Linked DNA regions of Homo sapiens: region 2 is linked to region 1. Evidence: read pairs that join two places in POLR2A ChIA-PET (ENCODE). Cell type or tissue: GM12878. All regions are shown on one strand.

Evidence for each region. ChIA-PET counts read pairs that join two places held together with the same protein. Peaks named below come from ENCODE experiments on the same cell type or tissue, not always from the same donor. Only the 100,000 strongest peaks of a DNase experiment are listed, where the experiment ranks them.
Region 2: POLR2A ChIA-PET joins it to region 1 with 11 read pairs; 6 of 35 experiments call an interaction of 5 or more read pairs at or near these places.

The regions. Positions count from the first base shown.
Region 1 is chr11:119,183,437-119,191,436 of GRCh38, reverse strand. It overlaps NLRX1 (NLR family member X1), which reads right to left. Exons shown (of 10, transcript NM_001282144.2): 10 at 7,421-8,000. The coding sequence ends at 7,998. NHERF4 (NHERF family PDZ scaffold protein 4) reads right to left here and starts at 5,962. Exons shown (of 11, transcript NM_001168468.2): 1 at 5,927-5,962; 2 at 5,485-5,512; 3 at 5,272-5,345; 4 at 4,747-4,958; 5 at 3,978-4,167; 6 at 3,737-3,873; 7 at 3,293-3,497; 8 at 2,886-3,082; 9 at 2,570-2,797; 10 at 2,232-2,432; 11 at 1,224-1,974. The coding sequence starts at 5,942. The coding sequence ends at 1,945. DRC12 (dynein regulatory complex subunit 12 homolog) reads left to right here. Exons shown (of 7, transcript NM_001145018.3): 6 at 597-727; 7 at 985-1,183. The coding sequence ends at 1,137. It overlaps SNORD150 (small nucleolar RNA, C/D box 150), which reads left to right and starts at 796; the gene lies at 796-870. RefSeq lists an enhancer at 1-137. In GM12878, no CTCF peak of the experiment used is centred here; no DNase peak of the experiment used is centred here.
Region 2 is chr11:119,323,900-119,331,899 of GRCh38, reverse strand. No RefSeq gene overlaps it. Among named protein-coding and RNA genes, the nearest start is that of RNF26, 6.6 kb to the left of the region's middle. In GM12878, no CTCF peak of the experiment used is centred here; no DNase peak of the experiment used is centred here.

The DNA of each region.
Region 1 (8,000 bases):
TGAGGGATGTGTCATTCTCTCTTTACAGATGAAGACACCAGCCAGCCGCGGTGGCTCACACTTGTAATCCCACCACTTTGGGAGGCCGAGGCGGGCGGATCACAAGGTTAAGAGATAGGGACCATCCTGGCCAACATGGTGAAACCCCATCTCTACTAAAAATTCGAAGATTAGCTGGGCATGGTGGCATGTGCCTGTAATCCCAGCTACTCGGGAGGCTGAGGCAGGAGAATTGCTTGAACCCAGGAGGTGGCAGTTGCAGTGAGCTGAGATCGCGCCACTGCACTCCAGCCTGGCGACAGAGTGAGACTCCATCTAAAAAAAAAAAAAAAGATGAAGACACCAAGGCTCAGAAAGAGACATGCATGTGGTCACCTAGGTAGTAATCCGACTTTGGAGCCTTCTATCTCAAGCCCGCCACTCTCTGCTATATACCTCAGTGGAGCTTCAGCTTTTACAGGGACTGCGGGAAATTTGGTGATGCTGGGGGAGTCTGGAACGAGCCCATTTGAGGTCTCCTTTCCAGATACCTTTGGAGAGACTGGTCAAGGATAGAGTGTCACCATCCTGCTCTCTTTCATCCTGCCTGCCCCCAGAGGCATGCCAAAGGGAGGCTGCAGCTGCCCGGGAAGAGGCTGAACAAGCTCTCGGAGAGCGGGACCAGGCCCTGGCTCAGCTTCGGGCCCACATGGCAGACATGGAGGCGAAGTATGAGGAAATCTTACACGTAAGCACCACCCCCTGGATCCCAGCCATCCCAGTACCCAGGACTCCCCCATGCCCACAAACCCCAGCTCGTATGATGACTGACAACCCAGGGTTAAGGAGAAGGAGCGTCTCCAAGGGAGCCCTGCTCTATCCTGAGGGCAGACAGAGGGGATACGACCATGTCTACTGGGCAAGGAAAGCTTATGAACCAACCTGGGGCAGCACTCACTCCTTCCCTCTCTCTCTTTCTGGGGTCTGAAATATTGATGTCTGCAGGACAGTCTGGACAGGCTCTTGGCCAAGCTGAGAGCCATCAAGCAGCAGTGGGATGGGGCAGCACTGAGACTTCACGCCAGGCACAAGGAGCAGCAACGCCAGTTTGGACTCACCCCCCCTGGATCTTTGAGGCCACCAGCCCCTAGTCTCTAGTGTTCTCTGAGGCCCCAGCAATAAAGTGTCTTGATGTAGAACTCAATAGAGCTGTGGGCTCTGGCCGTTTGGCAGAGAGAAGTGGATCTTATTTTTATTTTTATTTTTATTTAGTTTTCTTCTTTTTTTGTTTTTGTTGTTGTTTATTTTTAGGAGTGGCTGTCATACAGACATCTCAGTTCTGGGTTGACCCATTATCCCTGAGATTCAGTGATTGATAGGAAATAAATTTGACCAGGTCTCAACCTCTCTCCTGCAGGAGCCGCATCCCACCCCTTGAGCCTGAGGCCCTTTTGGTCCCTTCACACCACTGCCCCTTACCCCCACCAACACAAACACAGGCAGTCAGATTTATGGCGAATGGCCATTTCTATAACAAATGCAACGGTGACCAAGCACCACCCTCCCGCAATGCTAAGGCACCCACAGAGGGCAGGCATAGCTGGTCTCCAAATTTTTGCATTACACTCAAGGGTCCTGGAGTCATATCTAGAAAAGGTCCAGATGGCTTCAATCCTAGCCAGACCCACAGCCACACCTTCATCCTTGGGACACAGCTCTCTAAAACTCCCATATGACATCCTCTGGAGCCTCAGACTCCTTCAGGGACCTGTCTGAGGCCTCCAACCACACCCTCTGCTGGCAGGTGGGCCTGCAGGAAGGGAGGGAGCACCTGGGCCAGCCTGTGATCGGTGGTGTCTGAGTCCCTCTGGTCTGGCTTAGAGAGAGCATCCTGCCTTCACCACCTCAGGCTGGAGAGTGAAGACACGGTAGCCCCTGAGTATGTCTGTACCAAGCAGGGGTGCTCTACAGTAGATCCGAGGCCAGAGCCCAGTCCTATACAGAGAGAGGAGGTAGAAGGTCATTCCAGGTGGGACCCAGAAGAGTTCCTTTTTCTTGCCCCGCCCTGCACTGGAATGCCCAGAAATGGGGTTTATTTCACGAGTCCTTCTGTCCCCACCTACCACGACCTGAAGTCCCAACCTGCATACCCCACACGGCTTCACCTTGTACCTCGCCCACTCTGCCCTTCTTTCTCACTCCTCCCTGCCCTCTGTAGCTACTCACAGTCCCATCTGTTTCTTCTTCCTCACCTCTGCAGCCCCAGGGGGAATCCAGGCTTCCAAGCCCCGCAGAGACCTGGCTGCCAGCTTCAGGCAGAGGGGTGGCTCAGCCTCAGGCAGCTGCTGAAGCCTCTCCAGGTCATTCTGTCCCCCAACAGGATACCCGTTCACTTCCAGAATCACGTCTCCCACTTGCAGCCCAGCCCGGGCAGCTGAGCCTCCTGGAGTCACCTGGTGTTGTGGGGGCATGCAGAACAGGGGACACCGGGGGAAAGTTTGCTGGCTTTAGGCTCTGGGAGGGAAGCAGAGGAAGACCGATCAGGCAGCAAAGGATCGAAGGGATTCAAGATCCATGGGGCATCAGTCACCTGGGAGATGAAGAGACGAGGCCCACTGGCCACACAACTGAGTCGGAAGCCATAGCTGCCACCAGGCCCAGGGTACAGGAAGCACTGTCGGGAGCCAAGAGGGACAGAAGGCACGCTTGTGTCTTCAAGTGAAGGGTCCTCTGTCTCAACCAGTGAGGCTGAGCTGCTGCCCCGGGGCGAGGCGGGAGCCTCTGTGTTCTCCAAGAAGAGGAGTGGGGACAGGCGAACCTGGAAGGTGGCAGGGAGAGCAAATCTTTCGGACCTCAGCCCTGCCCCACTCCTGCCCCAACCCTAGCCCCTGCCCCTCAGCACGCACCATGCTGAAGAAGCGGTCCGCCTCAGGGTCGACGACAGTGAGGGAGACACAGGAGCCCTGCCCCTGGATCCTGGACACTGTCTCCTCATGGCCCAGCCCCTCCACGCTCTCCCCAGCCACAGCCACCAGCCGGTCCCCAGCCTGCATCCCAGCCTTCTTGGCTGGCAGTCCCGGGTCCACCTCCCACAGGAACTGTCCTGGGGCATAGACATCCTCACTGCTCCTCTCCAGCTATCCTAGGCCACTGTGTACACACCAGGGGACTGACCCCAGAGTGAACGGGAAGAGGCGGCCCAGGGCCAGAGCTCAGACAGGGACACCTCTTCGGTGCACTGAAAGGTGTATATACGCTTGTGTGCCCACCCCAAGGCCCACCTTCCCCCACCGCCCCCAGGGCTCCCACTCACCAGGGCGACCGTCAAGGCCCTTTTCCTCCCGGAGCAGGAACCCAAAACCCTGGGGCCCTTTCTCCAGGTGCAGGCAGCGGGGCTTGGTGGGCAGTGCCCAGCCCTCTGCCAGGGGTGCAGCCAGGGGCAATCCCAGCTGGCGACACTGTTCTTCCACCTCTGGCCCTGCCACCAGCAAGGTCACCTGCTGTCCACTCTGCCAAAGCTGTGGGGACCCAGCAGGGCATCAGTATAACACCTGGGCAGGGAGAGAAGAGGTATGCTCCCCCCACAGCCCCTCCTCCCAGGCACTAAGTGGAGCCTGGCACAAACTGTAGAGGGGGAGGATGGTGATAAAGGTAGGAGACCAGATAAGGAGGTTAGGCGCATGGGGAAGGAGGCGTCTTCCCGAGGTGGGGCCCAGGCCCGGATTGGGGGAGGAGAGTGGGAGACAGGCAGTCACACCTTCCTGGTGAGTTGGTTGTGAGTGAACTTCTCCACACTGACCCCATTCACTTCCAGCAGCCGGGCCCCGGGGGGCACCCCTGCCCGCTCAGCTGCTCCTCCAGTACTTAGCACCAACCAGAAAGGACCCTGATTGCCTAGAAATTAAAAAAAAAAGCAAGGTCCAGTCTGTTTCCTGCCTGCCCTGAACAGGGGCTGAGATCCCTCATCCTTGCCGCCCCCTCGCACCCTCTGGGCTCACCATGGGTGACACTGAAGCCAAAACCACCCTCATCTTTCACTATGTGGCACAGCCGGGGCCGGACCCCTGGGCCTAGGGTGGGACAGAGGTGGGCATCTTCTCCCAGCTGAGCTCGGGCCACGTCATGTGCATGCCGTGCCAATACTGTCAGCAACACCCGAGGGCTGCTGGCCCGGATGCGGCGTACCACCTGGACAGAGGGCACGTGGGCGTGGGTTTGGTCTAGACCCTCTTGCCAACCCCCAGGACCTCCCTGGAATCCACATTTTTTTGCCAAGGGAATCGGCTTTTTTTCTTTTTCTTTTTTTTTTTTTTTTTTGAGATGGAGTTTTGCTCTTGTCGCCCAGGTTGGAGTGCAATGGTGCGATCTCAGCTCACCGCAACCTCCGCCTCCCATGTTCAAGTGATTCTCCTGCCTCAGCCCTCCCGAGTAGCTGGGATTACAGGCGCCTGCCACCACGCCCAGCTAATTTCTGTATTTTTAGTAGAGACAGGGTCTTGCCATGTTGGCCAGGCTGGTCTTGAACTCCTGACCTTGGGTGATCCACCTGCCTTGGCCTCCCAAAGTGCTGGGATTACAGGCGTGAGCCACTGCGCCCAGCGGGAATCGGCTTTCTAGATGCTTTCCCTACCCCTCTGACTTGGGCACTTCTAAATCCTGGGGTGTGGGGGAGTGAGGCTTGTGCCCTGCTGCCATACTGCCCAGGGGACTGAGCAACCCGCTTCTCTTTCTGAGGTGCTAGCATGCTCTCCTGGACCACAGCCTTACCACCGCATAGTCTTCGTGTTCCACAACATCATTGTTCACCGCCAGGATCCTGTCTCCTTCCTGAAGACCCTGGCGCTGGGCAGAGGTGCCTGGGTCCACCCTGCACACCACATGCCCAGCCCTGCCCAGCTCCTGCTGCAGGTGGAAGCCAAAACTCTTGCCCTCCTCTTTGCTCAGTAAACAGAAGCGAGGCCGCTCCAGGCTCCAGGGATCTGGAGGGTGAGGTGGGCAGCAGAAAAGGGGGAGGAGAGGGCACAGCCCAAGTACAGGTTCGCCGTGTGCCTGGCAGACCCTGTGTCCTGATAGGGTGCTGGGCAGTTTCTGCCTGGTTGGGTGTTGGGTGGTGGGGTTCGTGGGCAGAGGGACTGGGACAGGAGAAAACACCCGGCCCCTCCTATCTCTACTCCCAACCAAGGCTGTTATCAGAGGGAGACCGAGTGAGTGGTTACCAAGGAGATCGGAGGCCGTGTGGAGCCGTGGTGCCTCCAGGGATAGGGAATGGTTGCCAGGGGGTGAGGGAGTTACCATAGGGGTCGTGGTCTTCGGCCAGGGAGAGGACAGGATTATCAATGCCCAGCTTTGGGTTAAACTTAAACTTCCTGCAAGGAGGCAGGGGAAGCAGGTACAAGCTGGCAGCTGGACTTGGGTCCCAGGATCTCCTTTAGGTGCTAATGGCAGTGAAGCGCTTCGCTGCCTCCAATTATTTCCTCCCCTTGCCCCAACCCTCGTGGCACTTACAGAGTTAACGAGGCTGTGTCCTGCAGATCTACTGGGCAAAGAAGTGGGTGAGAGGAGGAGAGTCACATTCTTCTCCCCAGATGTGCCTCTTCCATTGGCATAAACTAAAAGGACTCAGGGAAACCCCCAAACTCAGGGCATGCCCCCTCCTTTCTGCTCCAAAGGGGTCTTCTCTTCTCACTGCCATACACACAGGACTATTGTGCGGTCCCCTCCCTTTCTCTCCCCCCAAGTCCTTGGCACATAAATCTGAGCATATCAGTACAGGGTGTGGACCAGGAAGACAGACATATCAACTCATTACTTTTCTCCTGACTTGTTTACCTGCCTCAGGGCTCCAAGCCCCAAAATCAAGTGTGCCCTGGTCCCAAAGCTTCAGCCTCCAAGTCGGCCCCCTGCCTGTCCCAAAGTCCCCTGCAGAGGATTTCTCCTGGCCTCCTACCTGCGGCTTTCTCCATAGCTGGATCAGCAACCCAGTGCCCGGGGTAGGGACAAGGTTCATCACAGCCACTGATCCTCCCACCCATCCCCTCCCAGGTCCCGCCTCCTTGAAGACGCTGTGGAAGCAGTGGGGTAATGGTTAACGGGAGTGAGAGTCTTTTTTTTTTTTTTTTTTTTTTTTTTTTTTTGAGACCGAGTTTAGCTCTTGTTGCCCAGGCTGGAGTGCAATGGCATGATCTTGGCTCATCATAACCTCTGCCTCCCAGGTTCAAGCAATTCTCCTGCCTCAGCCTCCCGAGTAGCTGGGATTACAGGCATGCACCACCACACCTGGCTAATTTTGTATTTTTAGTAGAGATGGGGTTTCTCCATATTAGTCAGGCTGGTCTCAAACTCCCCACCTCAGGTGATCTGCCCTCATCGGCCTCCCAAAGTGCTGGGATTACAGGCGTCAGCCACCGTGCCCCGCTGAGAGTCTTATCCTCTGGAAAACTGTGTGGGTTCCTCCTGAATCTATCCCTGGGCCCCAACTTTTTCTGGAGACCCTGAATCTGACCCAGTTGCCCCTCTGTGCAGAGAAAGGCAGATTGCTGGTCACTAACTCCAAGCCTGGGGGGTAAGTGTGAAAAGGGTGATAATTCTATGGCCCATAGTATGGTTTGGCTGTGTCCCTACCCAAATCTCATCTTGAATTGCAGCTCCCATAACTCCCTCGTGTCATGGGAGGTACCCGGTGGGAGGTAATTAAATCACAGGGGCAGGTTTTCCCGTGCTGTTTTCATGATAGTGAATAAGTCTCATGAGATTTGATGGTTTTATAAAGGGGAGTTCCCCGGCACACACTCTCTTGCCTGCTGCTATGTAAGATGTGACTTTGCTCCTCATTTGCCTTCTGCCACGATTGTGAGGCCTCCCCAGCTATGTGGAACTGTGAGTCAATTAAACCTCTTTCGTTTATAAATTTTTTTTTTGACAGAGTTTCACTCTTGTTCTCCAGGCTGGAGTGCAGTGGCACTATCTCGGCTCACGGCAACCTCCACCTCCTGGGTTCAAGCAATACTCTTGCTTCAGCCTCTCGAGTAGCTGGGATTACAAGCATGTGCCATCACACCCAGCTAATTTTGTATTTTTAGTAGAGACGAGGTCTATCCATGTCGGTCAGGCTGGTCTCAAACTCCTGACCTCAGGTGATCCGCTCACCTCGGCCTCCCAAAGTGCTGGGATTACGGGCGTGAGTCACCATGCCCAGCCTCCTTTATAAATTACTTACCCTGTCTTGGGTATGTCTTTATTAGCAGCGTGAGACTGGACTAATACAGCCCAGCATGGCCAACCCCCATGCCAATATCTTGTTCATGGGCCCTTCCAGCCTCCACTGCCTCTGAACCTAGTGCCCAAGAACCACTTGCAATAGATCATGGTTGGTAGTTTAACCAGAAAGACCAAGAACAGTGCCCTTTCTTGGAAGCACCAGGCAGTAAAGAAGAGGCCACAATTGGTAGAAGGCACACGGCTTTTTAATAGCAGCAAGTCAGGTGCATCTGCCTCGAGGGGCTACCAAGCCATCATACCATTGTGGCAAAGGGGGCATGAGGATGAGGAGAAAGCACCAATGTGAGGGCATCCTCGGTGTCCACAGGTGAGCATAAGGCAGGAGGGGAAGCTTCCAACACATCTGGATGGCGACACCCCTGGCATGGCAGACATAAGATGTGAGCCCCTTGGTGACACAGTCAGAGGCTCTTTGAGAGGAGGGGGAGGCAAGGTTGGTAGTGGTGCTTCAGGGCACTCTGGCCATCCAAATGCCACATGCTTTGGTCCTTCTAGCTGAATGGAGAGGAGGCATGTTCCATCTCCAAGCCCGAAGCATTGATTCACCATCTTTAACTTGGAGATTCCAGACTCAGTCCTGGTCAAACATGCCCTAGGAGGGCAACTGGCTCAGCTATGCCCATTCCTCTGCCTCCAGACCTGAAGGAATCTTTCTAGAGGGAGCAGTGCAAGCCAGGAGGCCACAGAGGGAAAAGGTTTAGGGCCAGTGGTCACATAGCTAGGTGCCTGCCGCCAGTGTCTCA
Region 2 (8,000 bases), 140 kb before region 1:
CGGAAAAGCCTATAGCCCCAAACGTCAGCTCTGCAAACAACACGGTTCAGGCCCGAAGAAGCTCTTCAGCTCTTCTGCACTTGTTTGAGACAGTCTCGCTCTGTCACCCAGGCGGGAGTGCAGTGGCACGAGCTCAGCTTACTGCAACCTCCACCTCCCAGGCTCAAGTGCTTCTTGTGCCTCAGTCTCCCCCAGTAGCTGGGACTACAGGCGTGCACCACCACACCCAGCTAACTTTTGTATTTTTAGTAGAGACGGGGTTTCACCATGTTGGCCAGGCTGGTCTTGAACTCCTGGCCTCAAGTGATCTGCCTGCCTCGGCCTCCCAAAGTGTTGGGATTACAGGCGTGAGCCACCGTGCTGACTCTGTCCTACACATCTTACAAAAAAAAAAGAAAGAAAGAAAAAGAAGAAAAGAAAAGGAAAGAAAGAAGAAAAGAAATTAACGTGGTTTGTGCAATGTGGCTGAGGAACATTTTTCAATATTAATTCCTATTTATCTTTAAATTTGCATATATGTAAATATAGAGAAAACACGCATGTGTATTTAACTAGCTATATTCTAGTTTTGACTTAAGGAAAAACTAGTTTTCCCTAGTTTTGCACTAAGGAAAAAACCTACTTGCAATTTTAGTCTTTGATTTAAAAGACTGTCAAGGGCAAGTCGATGATAACAGTAATGACATGGTTAGTAAAGATAATAAAGATGAACAAGCCAGGATTTTGGCCAAAAATCTAGAAGCATTTTTTTGGTGACATGTCCCCTGTATGGCACATAGTTGAACTTGTTATTAGAAGACACAGCCTAATTGTGCTGATAATAATGGCATTTTTGGAAAAATAAAAAGATTATATGCAATATTCTGGATGTGCCCAAAGATGAAATATCTTGGAAAAAACTGTATCACAACTGACCTTACAACTGCTCTTGGATACATGATGGGAATGCTGGCTAAATGCTGTTAAAACAAGTCGGTTTAATTTAGACAAGAAACTAGAAGGGCTGGGCACCATGGCTCACACCTGAAATTCCAGCACTTGGGGAGGCCAAGGTGGGCGGATCGCTTGAGCCCAGGAGTGCAATACCAACCTAGGCAACATGGCGAAACCCTGTCTCTACTAAAAATACAAAATATTAGCTGGGCATGGTGGCATGTGCCTATAGTCTCAGCTACTCGAGAAGCTGAGGTGGGAGAATCACCTGAATTTGGGAAGTCGAGGCTGCAGTGAGCTGTGATTGCACCACTTTACTCCAGCCTGGGCAACAGGGTTGAGATTCTGGAAAGAAAGAGAGAAAAAGAGAAAGAGAGAGAGAGAGAGGAAGGAAGGAGAGAAAGAAAAGGGAGAGAGAGAGAAAAAAAAAGAAAGAAGGAAGGAAGGAGAGAAAGAAAGAAAGGCAAAGAAAGAAAGAAGAAAGAAGGAAGGAAGAGACAAAGAAAGAGAGAGAGGAGGGGGAAGAAGGGAAAGAAGGAAGAAAGGAAGGAAAGGGAGGGAAGGAAGGAAGGAAGGGGAAACTAGAAGACTGAGCAGCGTTAAGAAGATTCACAAAGAGCAAATTATGGTCTCAAATGGAAAATCAAATTACCCTTGCATGTGCACTACCCACAGATATTTGAGATGGTTGTTTAATATGAATAATATTGATAAAAGTGTAACCAAAATACTGCTCATTTGGATATTTTTTTAAACAAGTGATGAGCCACTATTGATACTTTATTATGAACTGAAGTCCACAGTTTACATTAGGGTTCACTCTTGGTGTTGTACATTCTATGGGTTTTGACAAATGTTTAATGACATTTATCCATCATACAGTGTTATAGAGAATAGTTTCATTGCCCTAAAAATTCTCCGTGCTGTGCCTATTCATCCCTCCTTCCCCCCAGACTCCTGGCAACCACTGATCTTTTTACTGTTTCCATAGTTTTACCTGTTGTAGAACGTCATATAGTTGAAATCGTACAGTATGTAGCCTTTTCAGATTGGCTTCTTTCTCTTAGCAATATGGATTTAAGTTTCCTCCATATCTTTTCATAGCCCATTTCTTTTTAGCACTAAACAATATTCCATTGTTTGGATGTACTAGCTAATTTATCCATTCATCAATTGAATGACATCTTGGTTGCTTCCAGGTTTGGGAATGATGAATAAGGTCTGCTATAAACATTCATGTGCATTCAGGTGGACATAAGTCTTCAACTCATTTGGGTAAATACCAAGGAACACAATTGCTGGATCATAAATATAGCATGAGTATTTTTAGTTTTGCAAGAAATCACCAAACTGTCTTCTAAAGTGGCTGTACCGTCTTGCATTCCCACCAGCAATGAGTGATAATTCCTGCTGCTGCACATCTTCCTCAGCATTTTGCAGTGTCAGTTTTGGATTTGGGCCATTCTAATGAGTATGTAATGGTATCTCGCTGCTGTTTTAGTTTACATTTCCCTGACAGTATATAGTGTGGAGCATCATTTCATATGCTTATTTTCTATCTGTATATCTTCTTTAACAAGGTGTCAAGGTTTGGGACCCACTTTTAGATTGGGTTGTTTTCTTATTTTTAAGTTTTAAGAGTTTCTTTTATGCCAGACCTACAGTCCCAGCTACTCAGAAGGCTAAGGCAGGAGGACCACTTCAGCCCAGGAGTTCTGGGCTGTAGTGCACTATACCAATAGGGGTCTGCACTAAGTTCGGCATCAATGTGGTAACCTCCCAGGAATGGGTGACCACCAGGTTGCCTAAGGAAGGGTGAATCAGCCCAGGTCAGAAATAGAGCAGATCGGCCGGGCATGGTGGCTCATGCCTGTAATCCCAGCACTTTTGGAGGCCGAGGTGGGCAGATCACGAGGTCAAGAGATAGAGACCATCCTGGCCAACATGGTGAAACTCCATCTCTAAAAAAAATACAAAAACTAGCTGGGCATGGTGGCACACGCTTGTAGTCCCAGCTACTTGGGAGGCTGAGGCAGGAGAATCGCTTGAACCTGGGAGGCAGAGGTTGCAGTGAACCGAGATCGTACCACTGCACTCCAGCCTGGTGACAGGGTGAGACTCTGCCTCAAAAAAAAAAAAAAAAAAAAAAGTAAAAAGAAAAGAAAAAAGAAATAGAGCAGATCAAAAATCCTGTGGCGATCAGTAGTGGGCTCATACCTGCGAATAGCCATTGCACTCCAGCCTGGGCAACACAGTGAGAATCTGTATTAAAAAGAAACAAAAAAAAAGAGTCCTTTGTATATTTTGGATAACAGTCCTTTATCAGATGTGTCTATTCAAATATTTTCTCCCAGTGTGTAGCTTGTCTTCTTATTCTCTTGATAGCTGCTTAATTTTGAAAAAATAAAAACACAGGAAGGTTAAACCAGAAATAACATTAATTACTTCAAGGGGTGGCGGGTGGAGAAATGGAATGGAAGGGATGGGGAGGAAGTGACACTCCTTTGAGTATACCGTTTTTGTATAATGTTGACTTTTTTTTTTTTTTTTTTTTTGAGACAGAGTCTCACTCTGTCACCCAGGCTGGAGTGCAGTGGCATGATCTTGGCCCACTGCAACCTCTGCCACCCGGGTTCAACTGATTCTCCTGCCTCAGCCTCCCGAGTAGCTGGGATTACAGGCGCCTGCCACTGCACCTGGCTAATTTTTGTAGTTTATAGTAGAGACGGGGTTTCACCATCTTGGCCAGGCTGGTCTTGAATTCCTTGACCTTGTGATCCACCCGCCTCGGCCTCCCAAAGTGCTGGGATTACAGGCATGAACCACCACACCTGACCTAATTTTGACTTTTGGAAGAATGCTAATGTTCTTTATATTCAAAAATTAAATTAAATTAAATCAATAGAAATGAGAAAGAAAAAACCAAAATGCAAATAGAAAAAAAAACCCAGCTGCGTTTCATATAGAATAATATAGTCACACAAAAAGGGAAGGGGTACAAGCTAACTGTAGACCCCCGTGGCTCACGCTTGTAATCCCAGAACTTTGGGAGGCCGAGGTGGGTGCAGTACTTGAGGCCAGGAGTTCAAGACCAGACTGGGCAACATGGTGTCGCTACTAAATAAATACATACATACATACATAAAACACATGTGCATGTTTGTTATAAATGTTATAATAATAAATAAATAAATTAGCCAAGTGTGATGATGCATGCCTGTAAGTCCCAGCTACTTGGGAGGCTGAGGTGGGAGGAACACTTTGAGCCTGGAAGTTCAAGGCTGCAGTGAGCTAAGACTGCACTACTACACTCCAGCGTGGGTGACAGAGCGAGACTCTGTTTCAAAAAAGAATAATAAGAAAAAAAAATATTTTAAATATTTTCTGGGATCAAATATTTATCATATGTAACCCCTTTAAAATATTTGAACATGACATATAAAATGTATGATCCCTTTCTGAGTCTAAGTCTTGCTTAAGCATATTAGTAATAATTTCATTTGCTAAGGCCTCAGCAGAGCAGTTTCTCCATATTAAAATTAATTTGTTGGCCGGGCGTGGTGGCTCATGCCTGTAATCCCAGAGCTTTGGGAGGCCGAGGCGGGTGGATCACCTGAGGTCAGGATTTCAAGACCAGCCTGGCCAACATGGGGAAACCCAGTCTCCACAAAAATACAAAAATTAGCCGGGCATGATGGTGGGTACCTGTAATCCCAGCTACTCAGGAGGCTGAGGTGGGAGAATCGCTTGAACCCAAGAGGCAGAGGTTGCAGTGAGCCGAGATAGCGCCCATTGCCCTCTATCCTGGGTGACAGAGCGAGACTCCGTCCCCCCCTCAAAAAAAATTAATTTTTTAAGGCCAGGCCAGGCACAGTGGCTCACGCTTGTAATCCCAGCATTTTGGGAGGCAGAGGTGGGCAAATCCCTTGAGCCCAGGAGTTCAAGACCAGCCTGGGCCACATGGCAAAATGCCATCACTACCAAAAAAACGAAAACAAAAATTAGTCGAGCCTGGTGACACTTGTCTGTGATCCCAGCTACTTGGGAGGCTGAGGTGGGAGGCTCACTTGAGCCCATGTTGCAGAGGTTGCACTGCAGTGCAGATGTTGCAGTGAGCTGAGATGGCACCACTGCACTCCAGCCTGGATGACAGAGTAAGACCCTGTCTCAAAAAAAAAAAAAAAATGGCCGGGGCGCGGTGGCTCACGCCTGTAATCCCAGCAGTTTAGGAGGCCAAGGCAGGTGTATCACTTGAGGTCAGGAGCTGGAGACAAGCCCGGCCAACATGGTGAAACCTCGTCTCTACTAAAAATACAAAAAATTAGCTGGGCATGATGGCGCATGCCTGTAAACCCAGCTACTTGGGAGGCTGAAGCAGGAGAATCACTTGAACCTGGGAGGCAGAGGGTGCAGTTTGCTGAGGTTGCACCACTGCAGTCCAGCCTGGGCAACAGAGCGAGACTGTCTCAAAAAAAAAAATTATTTTTTTGAAGACGTCGGAACAACTATGACTCAAGAAAGGCCAATTAATTTGGCATTACTGGCAATAGAACATGAATTATGAGAAATGTTTTATTATAACAACATAATTAAGGAATTTCCTGAAGTGAAGGCAAGGAAAATTAATTTATGGAATAAATATATAATCATGAATTGTGTATGACTTTATTACACATGTAAATATTGCTAGTCTATCATAAGCATACCCAGGCAATAATATATGTAATAATATATGCAATAATAGCTAAGTTAACTTATCTTTGATATTTTGTTGACTTTGGAGCATCCAAAAACCATAGCGTTACTTTTTTGTTTTGTTTTGTTTTTTTGAGACAAAGTATCTCTCTGTCGCCCAGGCTGGAGTGCAATGACATAATCTCAGCTCACTGCAACCCCTGCCTCCCGGTTTCAAGTGATTCTCCTGCCTCAGCCTCCTGAGTAGCTGGGATTACAGGCAGGCGCCACCACGCCTGGCTAATTTTTGTACTTTTAGTAGAGACAGGGTTTCACCATGTTGGTCAGGCTGGTCTCGAACTCCTGATGTCAAGTGATCTGCCTGCCTCGGCCTCCCAAAGTGCTGGGATTACAGGCGTGAACCACCGCACCCAGCCAGCTTTACACATTTTTAAATTTTGTCATTAGAAGGCATATTTGTCAAGGTAGGAGGATAGAGCATACCGAGCAGCTAGTTAGCTTTCAAATATTTCAAATATTTAGACATATGATATGTCAGCCTTCATTTATACCCTGCCTTATCTCCACAGATGTTATGAGGGTGGAGGGCTGTTCCTTCTATCCCTCTTTAGGTAGCTATTTTTATGTTTTTTATTTATATATTTATTTTGAGACAGGTCTTGCTCTGTCATCCAAGCTAGAGTACAGTGGCACCATCTTGTCTCACTGCAGCCTTGACTTCTCAGGCTCCAGCGATCCTCCGACCTTGGCCTCCTGAATAGCTGGGATTACAGGCGTGCGCCACCACACCCAGCTAATTTTTGGATTGTTTTGTTTTGTTTTTGGTAGAGGTGGGGTTTCGTCATGTTGCCCAGGCTGGTCTCAAACTCCTGGGCTCAAGCCATCCACCTGTCTTGGCCTCCCACAGTGCTGGGATTACAGGTATGAGCCATCTTGCCCAGCCATATACCTATCTTTTTAATTTAAAATCATGTTTGGTAAAGACTGTAAAGCATAGCCTTCCCTTCTCATCTATTTGTTTATGGATATCTTTTTATTATCAGTTTGGAGTCATGGATTCCTATTTTATTCAAATTCAATGGGTTTTATTCCATTACAGTCCACACCAGTGTATAGAGATTGTCCTCACTGTTTTTTGTTTTGTTTTTTTTTCTGTTTCTGTTTTTTTGAGACACAGTCTTGCTCTGTTGCCCAGGCTAGAGTGCAGTGGCACAATCTTGGCTCACTGCAACCTCCGCCTCCCAGGTTCAAGCAATTCTTGTGCCTCAGCCTCCTGAGTAGCTGGGACCACAGGCGCGCACCATCATGCCTGGCTAATTTTTGTATTTTTAGTAGAGAGAGGGTTTCACCATGTTGGCCAGGCTAGTCTTGATCTCCTGACCTCAAGTGATGGGCCCGCCTCGGCCTCCCAAAGTGTTGAGTGTGAGCCACTGCACCCGGCCTGTCCTCATTCTTTTAACAGTTGCGTAGTACTCCACTGCATGGATTTGGTGCAAGGATTGTTTTTAGTGGACTCAGTGAAGTGCTGTATCCCACCTCCAAGAGGTTGCCAAGGGGATCTCAGTCACATATGGATGACATAAGGGAAGAGCCCCCATCCCCACACGTATCTCTCATTCTACTGTGAGACTATTATGATAAAATGAACTGGCTTGTGGGAGGTAAAATAAGGCCACACTTTGTGTGCAGGAGGCAGGCTCCCCAGAAGGGATTGGCTGTTTTCAACCTCATCACCCAAGGGAAAAGAGGGATCTGAGAAGGGAAATGGAAACTTAGTAAGAGGGGCCTTTTGTTCTGTCCCTCTGGGGCCTGAGCTCTAATTTAAAGTCACTCATGGTTGCTCCCCTGCTTAACACCATTTATACACAGCCTGTTGCTCTGAGTAATTGACCATGGCTTACAAATCCTTTGTAATCTGGCCTCATCCTTCACTAACCTCAGCCTTCCCTTGCAGAATATTAACCAACTCCTAGCAGCCCCCTGCACATAGCGAGCTCCGCCACACTTCAGACAGCACAGCCCACCCCCATTTACCTGGCTACCTCCTATTCACCGCCTAAAATGAAGCTCGGCATCAGCTCTTCCAAGAAGCCTTCTTTCATCACCTCAGGCTGGGTTAAGTAACCGTTTTATGTGCATATTTGCACCCTGGTACGCAGCTCTTTGTGTTATAATTATTTATTTGTCTGTCGCCCTCACGAGACTGTACGTTTCTCAAGCACATGACCCCTTGTTTTAGTTATCGTCCTGTCTCCAGCCCCCAGCTTAGTTCCTCACTAGTGTGCTGTATCCCAAATCACAATACACATATGCACCGAGTTATGACACAGAGAAGGGAATTACAATGCCCCTCTTGACCTCAAACCCTCTCT